2 separate regions of the Homo sapiens genome follow, and region 2 is linked to region 1. Evidence: chromatin contacts called from ENCODE Hi-C or POLR2A ChIA-PET data. All regions are on one chromosome and are shown on one strand. The core of a region is the stretch at or near the end of the contact, and the rest is flanking DNA. Distances in the headings are between cores, read along the strand shown. Region 1 holds the start of LINC03034 (long intergenic non-protein coding RNA 3034). Region 2 has its middle 49 kb from the start of LINC02352.

What was found. Hi-C counts contacts between places; a loop is a spot of excess contacts on that map. ChIA-PET counts read pairs that join two places held with the same protein, here RNA polymerase II (POLR2A). Pooled maps may share reads with other maps.
Region 2: a pooled map shows a loop between it and region 1 (2.6-fold over the local background). The contact joins the enhancer-like site here to the promoter of LINC03034 in region 1. A Hi-C loop is called at or near these places in 2 of 50 pooled maps. POLR2A ChIA-PET finds 5 or more read pairs at or near these places in 3 of 52 experiments (GM10248, GM12878 and activated T-cell).

What each region holds. Positions count from the first base shown.
Region 1 is chr15:31,229,612-31,235,748 of GRCh38, reverse strand. It overlaps LINC03034 (long intergenic non-protein coding RNA 3034), which reads left to right and starts at 4,887. Exons shown (of 4, transcript NR_171016.1): 1 at 4,887-5,042.
Region 2 is chr15:31,164,371-31,170,507 of GRCh38, reverse strand. No RefSeq gene overlaps it. Among named protein-coding and RNA genes, the nearest start is that of LINC02352, 49 kb to the left of the region's middle. Within about 2 kb of position 2,672, at least 2 of the 41 ENCODE cell types and tissues checked have a DNase peak (open chromatin) inside an H3K27ac peak, as active enhancers do.

The sequences.
Region 1 (6,137 bases), core at 3,638-6,137:
TAGCTCTCTTCCCGGTCCTCCCATCCTTGGGCTCATCACCACTGAAAGCCTTTGGCCGATACTTGGCCTATCTCTGTAACTTCAGTTTTCCCATCTGACGAACAGAATTAATAAAATATGCCCAACTTACAGCAAAGAGATAGCACGAGACTAATAAGGAACATGTAAGTGTGATAAGACTGAAAAGGGGAAACAGATAGGAGCCAACTATTCTATTCTTAAAATTAGAATTGAAGGCCATGTGCGGTGGCTCACACATATAATCTCATCCCACTTAGAGAGGCCGAAGTGGGCCGATTGCTTGATCTTGGGAGTTCGAGACCGGCCTGGGCAACATGGTGAAACCCCATCTTTACCAAAAATACAAAAATTAGCCATAAGTGATGGCACGTGCCTGTAGTCCCAGCTATTTAGGAGGCTAAGGTGGGAGGATCACTTGAGCCCAGGAGGTCAAGGGTGCAATGAGCTGTGATGGCACCACCGCACTCCAGCCCGGGTGACAGAGTGAGACCCTGTCTCAAAAATAAAATAAATAGATAACAATTTTAAAAAGTAATATATAGATATAGATATAGATAGATATAGATTGATTGGAGTGAGGGATACAGACAGAAGAACTGGAATTCCACTGAGAGCCTAAGTCCCTTGGGAGCAGGTGTTTCTTCAAGACCTTATCACAGCCGCAGCCTGAAGCTCAGAGTCTCTCACACAGTAGGTGCCCAGTTGATGAGCTGCGCTCAGTCAGCCTTCAAGATGACCCCCAGCATGACCCCCAGTGATCTCGCTTCCCAGCCTTCACAGCCTCACGTGGAATCCTCCCACACTGCATCTAGGACCCAGAGAATACAGCAGAAGTGATGACATGCCGCTTTCAAGGCTGGGTTCTGAAAGGCACCATGGCTTCTCTCTTGGTTATGTTCTCTGTCTGTGTTTCTCTGTCTCTCTGTTTCTATCTCTGTATGATCACTTGCTCCAGGAAAAGCCACCTCCTGAGCAGCCATTTGGAGATGCCCATGTGGAGAGGAACAGAGGCCTCCAGCCCACAGTCACATAAGTATGCATAAAAGCAGTTCCTCCACCCCAGTCCAGTCTTCAGAGACCACTGCCCCAGTCAACAGCTCAACTATAATCTCACACGTGTCCTCGACACTCAGAATAATGAGCTAAGCCGCTCCCAAATCTCTGACCTTCAGAAACTATGTGATATATACATGTGTGTTGTTTTAAGCTGTTAAGTTCTGGGGCCATTTGTTATGCAGCAATAGAAAACTAATACACCACCCACCCACATCTCTGCCTCCTGGCTCTGCTGAATTGGGGCTGGGGCTCAGCCTCCCCCTAAGCTGCCTCCAGCAGTCAAGCCCCTTCTCTGCCTCCCACCTCTCTGGTTCCCACTTCCTCCCTCCCTTGCAGACCACCCTTCTGCCCCTTCCTCAGCAAGGGCCACTGACAGGGGCCAGCACAGACCCCAGCGGAGGAAAGGGAAGGGCCACGAGAACCAGGATCTCACCTGGTCCTTGAACTCGGGGGACTCATGGCTCTGTCTCCTGGCATGAGATGGAACCTCGACCTTGCTCCCACCACATTGACTCAGCCTTGTTTCCTGAGAGGCAGAGGCCCTCACCCAGCCTCCTTTCCCCTCCATCCTTCCAATCCCACCACAAAGGAGCCATGCTATCCCTTGCTTTCTCCAAGCTGCCTAGAGACCATCACTCTCCTAGTCCCACCACAGTCTCTCCCATGCACCTCAGCACTGGGGGCTGGATTCTTCTGCGGGCCATTTCCCACCAACAAATGCAACTGCCACAGCTTGGCAGGAGTTCCTGCAGAAGAGAGAAAAGCCCCGCTGGCTTCTCACACCCAGGATGTCTGCCTCTAGTTGCCCACTGGATGGAAACGTCTTCCATTTCTTAAAGACTCAAACTCCCCAGAGTCTCCTGGTCCCCCTGATGCTGACTGCCCTCAGTCCTGCACCCGCATCCCATTCTCCAAAGAGCTCACAATGGCAGCCAGCAACTGGCAGGGCTGCCTCTTCCTTTCCTCATTAATTTTGTATTTTTAGAAAAGTGATGCACACATGTAGTATACAGTCCAAACAATTATGCAGCATTCTCTCCCTGGCGCTCTCATTCCAGAGTCCAGAGGCCACCACTTTTCTTCTTTAAATCTGCTTCTGAAAACATAAGGAAATATGGCTATTTTTATTTATTATATCTTGACATTATTTGCTGACTTTCTACCACAATAGTGGTGATTCGACACTTGCTTTCCACTGTATTCCCACTTTCCTCCCCCACCCATCATCCCAATATATCTTTAGATCATAATTTTGGGTTAATAATCAGTGTTTACATTACTAGGACTATCAAATTGTGTTAATTGCAGAGCCCAATAGTGTGCAATGAACTTGTTCCTTTCTCATTATCCACTCCTGCCGCCTGCCCCAGAGGAAAATGCTTCCTTCTATCATTCACTTAGTTGTCAATGTCCTTAAGGCTAACTCTCCCCCAAATACTTCCATATTTCTGCCAAACACCTATCAACAACTGCTTCAAACTCTAACACATCCCATAGGCTGGCAGTTCCGCCTTCCCTGGAGGCCTTCTTCCCAGGGCCCTCTGACTTCCTGTTCTGTTGCTACAAACTGCCACCTTGGGGTCTCTCTTGGTCTCCCCGTTGGGCTAGGTCCTGCTTCCTGCACCCCAGGTCCTCCTGTCTCTTGGTTTACTTGATTGTTTGGGTGGGACGCATCCTCCACTATCTCCTGAGGAAGGATACACAGAAGGCAAAGGTTTTAAAGATGTTGTATGCCTAGAAATGCAGTTATACTATTTTATACTTGAAAAATAATTTGGAAAGATATAGAAATTTAGGTGGAAAATGATTTTCCATCAAAGTTTCAAAGGCATTATTCTATTGTCACCTGTCTTCCAGTGCTGCCATCGTGAAGTCTAATGACATTTCATCCTTAAATCTTTGTGTGTATTGTTCTTCTCCCCTGCAACCTCCAGCTTGCGAGGCTTTCTCTTCATCCTGAATGCTTTCAGATTGTATGGTGACATGCCTTGGTGTAGAATTCTAAAATGGTGGTCCTTAACAGGCTCTTTCCGTTCAGAGGCTCCCATCCTTCACTTGGTAATTTTCTTGTATTATTTATTTGAAAATGTCTCCCCCTTGTATCTGGTCTCACCTTTTGTAACTCTAATTAGTGGAACCCCAAATCATCTGATTGACATGCTAGTTGTCTTTGGTGTCTTATTGTCAATCTTTTTGTCTTTTTTCTAGCAATTTTCTTGACTCCACCTTCTATCTTATTTATTAAATGTCCTCTTTCTTGTGCTTTGATGATCCCTTTCTCCTAGAATGCCAATCTTTTTTTTGTGTGTGTGTGTCTGTGGTCTTGCTCTGTTGCCCAGTTTGGAGTGCAGTGGCGTGATCTCAGCTCACTGCAACCTCCACCTCCTGGGTTCAAGTGATTCTCCTGTCTCAGCCTCCCGAGTAGCTGGACTACAGGCATGCGCCACCATGCCCAGCTAATTTTTGTATTTTAAGTAGAGACAGGGTTTCACCATGTTGGCCAGGCTGGTCTCGAACTCCTGACCTCTGGTGATCTGCCCGCCTCAGCCTCCCAAAGTGTTGGGATTACAGGTGTGAGCCACCACACCCAGCCTAGAATGCCATTCTTGTTTCCTGGATGCAATCTCCTCTATCAGCTCCCAAGAATGTGACTGACAGGGGCTTCATGTTGAGCTTTGCTCTGCCCCTTCCCTCTGCTTCCTCTGAGTGCCTCTTCCCTATGTGTTGCTGGTTGTGCTCCATGTTGGCTGCTTCACTCCTGTGTTCAGTGACCGTGGGCAGTTGGTTCATCTCCAAGGGCACAGCCCTGAAGAGCTCACTGAAGACTTCTTGCTGGCAGGGGATGGTTATAGACTGGTGGCTATAGCAGATTCTTTGTTGGGCAACCCTTACCTGCAAACATGTTTAGGTCTCCTCTCTAGGAACATATGTCCTGCCTGGTACTTGTAGGTCATGCTGCCAACTTCCTGGGAGTAGAGTCGGGAGGGGGTCTTGGGGATCTCCTCAGTGTAGGTGAAGTCTTTCTTCTTATACCTCGACCCCTTTTTAGTCCAGAACCCCACCCCTGCCTTCTGCTGTCCTTCAGCCCCTGAGCCTAGAGCCTCCTTTCTACAATTTCCCCAAAGAACAAACTTCCAGGCTTGTCTGAGGCATGCTGTGGAAGGAACCTGGGATCTCAATGGCTTCCCAGACAGAGTGCTGATCAAGCCCCCTGGTTTGGCCTCCACTGCCCCTGCCCCATGGCCTCTGTAGTGCCAGCTGTCTCCACTTGCCCAGGCTTCTGGGTGGGACCAAATGAATGGCCTTGATTATTAGCAGCATCGTCCCTCCTTGCCTTCACCTGTCCTTGGGTCCTAGCTTTGTCCCATCTGTTCCCCTCACTCACATCTCAGTCTACCTATCAAGAAAATGGGGATAACAGTGGTTCCCATCTCCTGGGATTGCTGTGAAGAAGAAATGAGCTCAGGGTGGTGTCATCATCACCAAGATGGAAATAACCTGGGCAGCCCCTCGGGCAAGCTCTGTCCCCAGTGTGTGTTCTGTTCTGCTCACACAGACCCAGAAAGAGGAGCCAGCCAGGTGACAGTATGAAACACACATGTTGAGTGTGCAGAGCCGGGAACTCTGTTCCTTGCACGTGCTCCAGGCCCTGCCAATGGTGCATGACCAGTCACCAGCCAAGCATGGCGCTGAGAACGTATGTGGCCTCCCTGAGGCTTTGCTCAGTCCCCTCCCTCCACACCCACAGAAAGAGGTGTGCACACATGCAAAATAGCAATAATAATAGTATGAGATGGCAGCTGAGACCTGTGCAGCTGATGACAGTTTGAAAGAAGGATGAGCAGGCTCTCTGCCATCTGCCCACCAACTTTTCAAGTTACTTTTACCCACCTTCAAAATTACATCTGCTTTTAGCAAGAATTACTGATGTGATAAAGATGGGAGTGTTCACCATGCAAGGGCAGGTAAGTTGCTCTGTGCCACTGGGGGTTTAACCCTTAAAAGGAGAGGGGTCTCCCTTCAGCTGCTGCAGGATCCTGGTAGAAGGGGGCACAGATGACATGAAAACCCAGGGAGCCATGCCTGCTGCTGGGATCCGGGCTCACCCACCTCGTGCCCCTACCCAAAACTGTCGGGACACGAAGCCTTGCCGGGAGCCTCGAATGCCCAGGGGCTTGGCCAGGCCACAGACTGTGCGGGGAATGTGTGCACACTGCCCACTTTATCCCATGGCTGTGCCCGCCATAGGTTATGCAGCAGCAGTGGGCACGCGCAATTCAGTTGAATTCAGGGAAGCCAGCAAGTGCTAGGGAATTTCGATGGATGACCTAAGCATGGTCAGGTGTCTATTTAGAAAAATATACACGGCCAGGCGCGGTGGCTCATGCCTGTAATCCCAGCACTTTGGGAGGCCGAGGTGGGTGGATCACAAGGTCAAGAGATCTAGACCATCCTGGGCAACATGGTGAAACCCCGTCTCTACTAAAAATACAAAAATTAGCTGGGTTTGGTGGCGCACGTGTGTAATCCCAGCTACTCATGAGGCTGAGAAAGGAGAATCGCTTGAACCCGGGAGGCAGAGGTTGCAGTGAGCTGAGATGGCACCACTGCACTCCAGCCTAGTGACAGAGCGAGACTCCGTCTCAAAAAAAAAAAAAAGAAAAGAAAAATATACACTTAGGAGGGCGAGGCAGGCAGATCACTTGAGGTCAGGAGTTCGAGACCAGCCTGGCCAACATGGTGAAACCCTGCCTGTCTCTACTAAATATACAAAAATTAGCTGGGTGTGGTGGCGCACACCTGTAGTTCCAGCTACTCAGGAGGCTGAGGCAGGAGAATCGCTTGAACCCGGGAGACGGAGGGTCCAGTGAGCAAAGATTGCACCGCTGCACTCCAGCCTGGGCAACAGAGCAAGACTCTGTATCCAAAAAAACAAAAACAAAAACAAAACAAAAAAACAAAAAAGCAAAACAAAAAAAAAAAACCACTTAATGTACATGATGTGGTAGAAGAAAAGCACTTATTAGTGAGAATTGCCGCCTCCTCCTAAGAAGAGTGTC
Region 2 (6,137 bases), core at 1,423-3,922, 63 kb after region 1:
GAGGGTAGAAAGCAGTGACCCAGGGTGAGAGACACCAGATGTGACCTAGAGTAGCCGGGGTCTGGAGGAAGATAGAGGGCAAAGGGAAGGGACTGTGAGCTGTATTGCAGGAGGACAGGTCTCTGGCTGGCCTTGGCCAACCTAGCTCTTCCCCATCTGCTCATGGATCTTAAAATCACTGTGGAGTGTACTGAGGTTGCAACTGCCTGAGATAAGGAGGAGCTGCCCAGAACCGCCTGGGCAATGTTCTCGTCCCTCCTAGAACAGGATGTCCCAAATTGCTTGTGCTTAGTGATCCTAGTCACCCGTAGGGCATAAAACCCATTTGGGGTCTCTCAACTGTGGTGCGACTTGGGGCACACAATGATGAGACTCCATCTGCCCTGTGCAGCCTTCCTGAGCCTTAGAGGACTGGCTCACCATGAATTCTAGCAATAAATTCCATCTTTTCCAAATATCAGACACTCAACTAATAAATGTGAAAAATGTTAGAATGAAGCAGACTGTGTCTGTGGATGACTGTGCCCAAATTTGTCAAAATCAAGGCAGCCAGTCTGCTAGCCTCAAACCTTGATCATTGCAGCAATACCCTAAGCCTTAAATTAGGAAGCATTCTGCGGTTTACAAGGGACTCCCCCACATATTAGGACCTCTGACCAAAACAGTGGGCCATGTGGGGCTTTTGCAGCTATGGGGAAGGGAAGTCAACATGCCCAAAGCCCCACAGCTCTGCATAGCTGAGCCCAGGTCCCCTCCCAGCACAGAGCAGACTCTCAGAGAAGGTCCACCTGTCTCACGTCCTGTGACACAGTGGCAGGTGGGCAGCCAGATGGGCCACAGAGATGAGAAGTCATCCCCAACTCCGACACCGCAGGGCAGCCTCGGCCGCTCTCCCCGTACAGGTGCTCCCCCACTCTGTTCAGGGGCTCAGCTCTGGCCTGGCCCTGCATGCTCACTTTTTTTTTTTTTTTTTTTTTTGAGACGGAGTCTCGCTCTGTCGCCCAGGCCGGACTGTGGACTGCAGTGGCGCAATCTCGGCTCACTGCAAGCTCCGCCTCCCGGGTTCACGCCATTCTCCTGCCTCAGCCTCCCGAGTAGCTGGGACTACAGGCGCCCGCCACCGCGCCCGGCTAATTTTTTGTATTTTTAGTAGAGACGGGGTTTCACCTTGTTAGCCAGAATGGTCTCGATCTCCTGACCTCATGATCCACCCGCCTCGGCCTCCCAAAGTGCTGGGATTACAGGCGTGAGCCACCGCGCCCGGCCGCATGCTCACTTTTAATCCTGATTTGGGATGCTCCAAAATGCAGACCGCTAAGCCTGGGGGATGGAGCGAGAATAATCACGTTTGGGCTTAATGTGAAGTGAATTCTTTCCACTCTTTGGGGTCTGGAGATTTCTAATGGCACATTTAATGACATGAGCTCCCTCAGTCTGTTTTTGCAGAAAGTTTCGAGGCCATCCACTTTTAGAAGCATCCTGACCCCGACCCAGAGAAGAGCCCTCCTGCCGAGCTCTCCAGCCTGGGCTTTCTCTGGGTGCTGCTACCATGAGACTCTTCTCTTCCTTGGCCTCAAACCATCGAAGACATTTTGTTCCCTGACAAACCAATTTACACGTTTTTAAGGGGAAAACTACAGGGCAACATGAAGAGGGAGATGGCAGGAGAGACAGACACAGACAGGCAGAGAAAGAAAACAATAGATAGAGAAATATAGATAAATAGATATAGATAAATAAAAATAAATAAAAAACAATAGATAAAGAAAACAAGATAGAGAGAAAGATACAGATGGGAAGAGATTGAAGCACAGGTATCTGTTGGCAAAAATGATGCCCTTAGTGAAAATCAGTGGCTCCTGCTACTAGCCAGACATGCTGAATATGACCACTACACAGCCCGAGCCACCTCATCTGACCCATGGCAGTCGGAGCTGGTCCATTAGAGTTCTTTATCTGCGGTCCCCAGGTGGCCTCAATGTCTTTCCAACACAGAGCGGCAGGCAACCACGACTGTGTATTTGACAGGTAGCTCTCTCAGAGCAGTCATTTTATTCTTCCTGGTAAGTGTTCACATGCATGTCCTCCTGGCAGAAGGTGAGCTCCTTGCTGGCCGGAATTGTGTCTTTCTTTTCTTTCTTTCTTTCTTTCTCTCTTTTTCTTTTCTTTCTTTCTTTTTCTTTCTCTCTCTCTCTTTCTTCTTTGTTTGTTTCTTTCTTTCTCTCTCTCTCTCTTTCTCTCTCTCTCTGTCTCTCTCCTTCCTTCCTTCCTTCTTTCTTTCTTTCTTTCACGGAGTCTCGCTCTGTCACCCAGGCTGGAGTGCAGTGGCATGATCTCGACTCACTGCAAGCTCCACCTCCCGGGTTCATGCCATTCTCCTGCCTCAGCCTCCCGCGTAGCTGGGACTACAGGCGCCCGCCACCACGCCCGGCTAATTTTTTGTATTTTTAGTAGAGACGGGGTTTCACCTTGTTAGCCAGGACGGTCTCGATCTCCTGACCTCATGATCCACCCGCCTCGGCCTCCCAAAGTGCTGGGATTACAGGCGTGAGCCACCGCGCCTGGCCCGGAATCAGGTCTTTCAAACTGAAACTGAGCTGGTAATTTCTGGAGCAGATGACATCGGTCATTAGGGCTTATTGTTTCTGAATCAACCCCTCCTGCCTCCACCCCAAGTTCAGCGCCTCTACCCACAGTTTCCTGGGGCTGAGAGGTGAAAAGTTCCCCAGGAAACCCTGCCTTTCTTTGTCAGTAATTCAGGGAAACAGAGGGCAGGGAGAAAGCTTCCAGGTGAGTTGGTGAAAAGGCCCCAGTGACCCCAGGGAGACTGGGATGGGGTTGGGGGAAGAGTCAGGTCGGGGAAGGGAGGGAAACTCCCAGCTCCATCCCAAGCTAGAGTGATATGGTTGGAGCCAACCTAGAGAGCAGCCAGATAGAAGCAGGTTGGTTCCAAGAAGAAAATGGAATGCATGTGTCACCAATTTGACAATATTCAGAGTTATGTTACAGGTCTGGAATAGAGTTTAGAGATAAGTTAATAATAAAAACAAAACTAATTAAATGAAGGAAAACTCAGCAAGTATCAACTTCAGGCAAAATTAAAAGGTGAAGGGAAACTATACAAACGCTATATGAACTATAAGTAAATTATTCCATAGTAAAGAGAACACCAAATATTAATTTACTCCAGAACTATGACATCACCCCATGAAGACTGCAGGAAAGGAAGTGTGGTTGGTGGGAGTGGTGAGGGCTACAATATCTATATATTTACCTTCCTTAATAAAAAGTCAATTATAAAGTCTACAATTGAAAAACTAAGAAATAATATTAAATGTATGTTATTTAGAATCTGGAGGTAAATACCAAAAAAACAGATAAGTGAATTGAAAATGATTATCTCAATGAACAGGAGATGAAGGGGGAAAAGGTAAGGCAGAGGTTAAGTTTTATTGTGGGTCGTATAACTGTTCAGCACATGTGTATCATTTTGCTAAACGTTAAAACTAGAATTGGCCGAGTGAGGTGGCTCGTACTGCAATCCCAGCACTTTGGGCAGCCAAGGCAGGAGGATCACTTGAGCCCAGGAGTTCGAGACTGGGCTGGGCAAAATAGAGAGAGCATGTCTTTAATTTTTAATTTGTATTTTTTCTAAAAATAAAATATACATAAAATAAACATTTTTAAAACTGGAATTAAAACATAGATTTACTATATATCCATCTATACTTTTCTCAACGTTCAAATAAACACACCATAGGTTAGAAGATAAATTGATTGACTGATAGATGTAATCTTTTTGTAAACATGTGTAATACGTTTTTATTATACATGTTCATGGGTGCAGTGGTTCACGCCTGTAATCCCAGCACTTTGGGAGGCTGAGGCGGGTGGATCACCTGAGGTCAGGAGTTCGAGACCAGCATGGTGAAACCCCGTCTCTACTAAAAATAGAAAAACCAGCCAGGTGTGGTGGCACACACCTGTAGTCCCATCTAGTCGGGAGGCTGAGGCAGGAGAATCACTTGAACCGGGAGGCGGAGGCTGTAGCGAGCTGAGATTGAGCCACTGCACTCCACCCTGGGCAACAGAGCGAGACTCCATCTCAAAAAAGAAAAAAGATATCAATACAGATAGATGTAACATCTATATATATATATATATGTTTTGTTTTACAAAAATATTACATCATACTATATACACTTTCTATACCTATCTGCATCTTGCTTCTCGGTTTCCATAAAAATATATTATGGAAATCCTTCCACGTCAACTGGCATAGAACCAACTGTTTTAAATGGTTATATATTATTCCATGGTGTGCATGCACCACAATTTATTCTACTATTTTTCCTTTGAAGGGCACTGACTTTGTTTCCAGTTTTGTGGGGATTTTTTTGCCACTATAAACAATCATTGAAAATACTGAGAGTAATGTTGTCAGTATGGCATACAGTTTACAGATAAGTTAACATCCTTGAAAGTATATTTTTACATATCACAGTTTTAATTTTTAAGGAATGAATTCCCAGGATAGGAATTGCTAGTAAGAGTATGTATACTTTAATAGCTCTTGTGAGATTGATTTCTTAAAAATATTCCAGCAATGAATGAAAATATATATTTTGTCGGCCAGGCGTGGTGGCTTACGCCTGTAACCCCAGCATTTTGGGAGGCCGAGGCGGGCGGATCACAAGGCCAAGAGATCGAGACCATCCTGCCAACATGGTGAAACCCCGTCTCTACTAAAAATACAAAAATTAGCTGGGGTGGTGGTGCGTGGCTGTAGTCCCAGCTACTCGGGAGGCTGAGGCAGGAGAATCACTTGAACCTGGGAGGCAGAGGTTGCAGTGAGCCGAGATCGTGCCACTGTAACTCCAGCCTGGGCAACAGAGTGAGACTCCATCTCAAAAAAAAAAAAAAAAAAAGAAGAAGAAAAGAAAGAAAAGAAAAGAAAATATATTTTTTGTCAAGATCTCCTTTTATGTTCTTCAGTAAAATTTTATTGTTTTCTTCCTATAGACTTTACACACTTCTTTCTAGGCTTGTTACTAAGTGTTTTACTGTTTCTTTTGCAATATGATGGGAACTATTTTCTAATTGACTATGCTTGAGGACAGAAAACCTGTTATTTTATTCCTGTCGACCTAGTATCTGGCAATCTTACTGAATCCTCTTCTTAATTTGAATAGTTTGCTTGCTAGTTTTCCTGGCTTTTTATGGGCAGATATATATTTTTTTCTATTCCTTCTCAATGTTCATACTACTTCTCTCTTTTTCTTTCTTTCTTTCTTTCTTTTTTTTTTTTTTTTTTTTTTTTTTGAGATGGAGTTTCACTCTTGTTGCCGCCCAGGCTGGAGTGCAATGGCACAATCTTGACTCACCACAACCTCCGCCTCCCAGGTTCAAGCAATTCTCCTGCCTCAGCCTCCCGAGTAGCTGGGATTACAGGTATGTGCCACCACGCCCGGCTAATTTTGTATTTTTTAGTAGAGACGGGGTTTCTCCATGTTGGTTAGGCTGGTCTCAAACTCCTGACCTCAGGTGATCCGCCCACCTCAGCCTCCCAAAGTGCTGGGATTACAGGCGTAAGCCACTGCGCCTGGCCTCTTTTTCTTGTCTTACTATATTTCTGCATTGGTTAGAACCTCCAGGAAAATGTTGAATAAAACTATGGAGACAGCAGGCTTTATTCTGTCCTTGATCTTTATGAAACTGTTTCTAATATTTCACCAATTATCATGGATGCCTGCAGGATGCCTCTAGGAGGTATCTGCCATCAAGTTACAGAAGTTTCCTTGTATTCTTAGGTTGCTGAGAGTTTTTGTTTGTTTCTATTTTAATAAGGAATTGTTTCTAAATGTCAAATATTTTGGGGTTTTGTTTGTTTTTGGTTTAGACTTCTTTTTCTTGTGTGGTTTTTTTTTTTTTTTTTTTTTTTTTGGCTCTACTGAGATGGACCATATGGTTTTGGCAGCTATTGAGATGATCACAGGGCATTTCTTCATTAATCTGTTAATATGCTTAATTACATGAATGGATTTTCCAGTGTTGAGTCATCCTTGCGTTCCTGAGAATAAGGTATGCCTGTTGCCTGTGCTGGTCATGTGGTCTTGTTCTTTTAGAACTGCACTAGA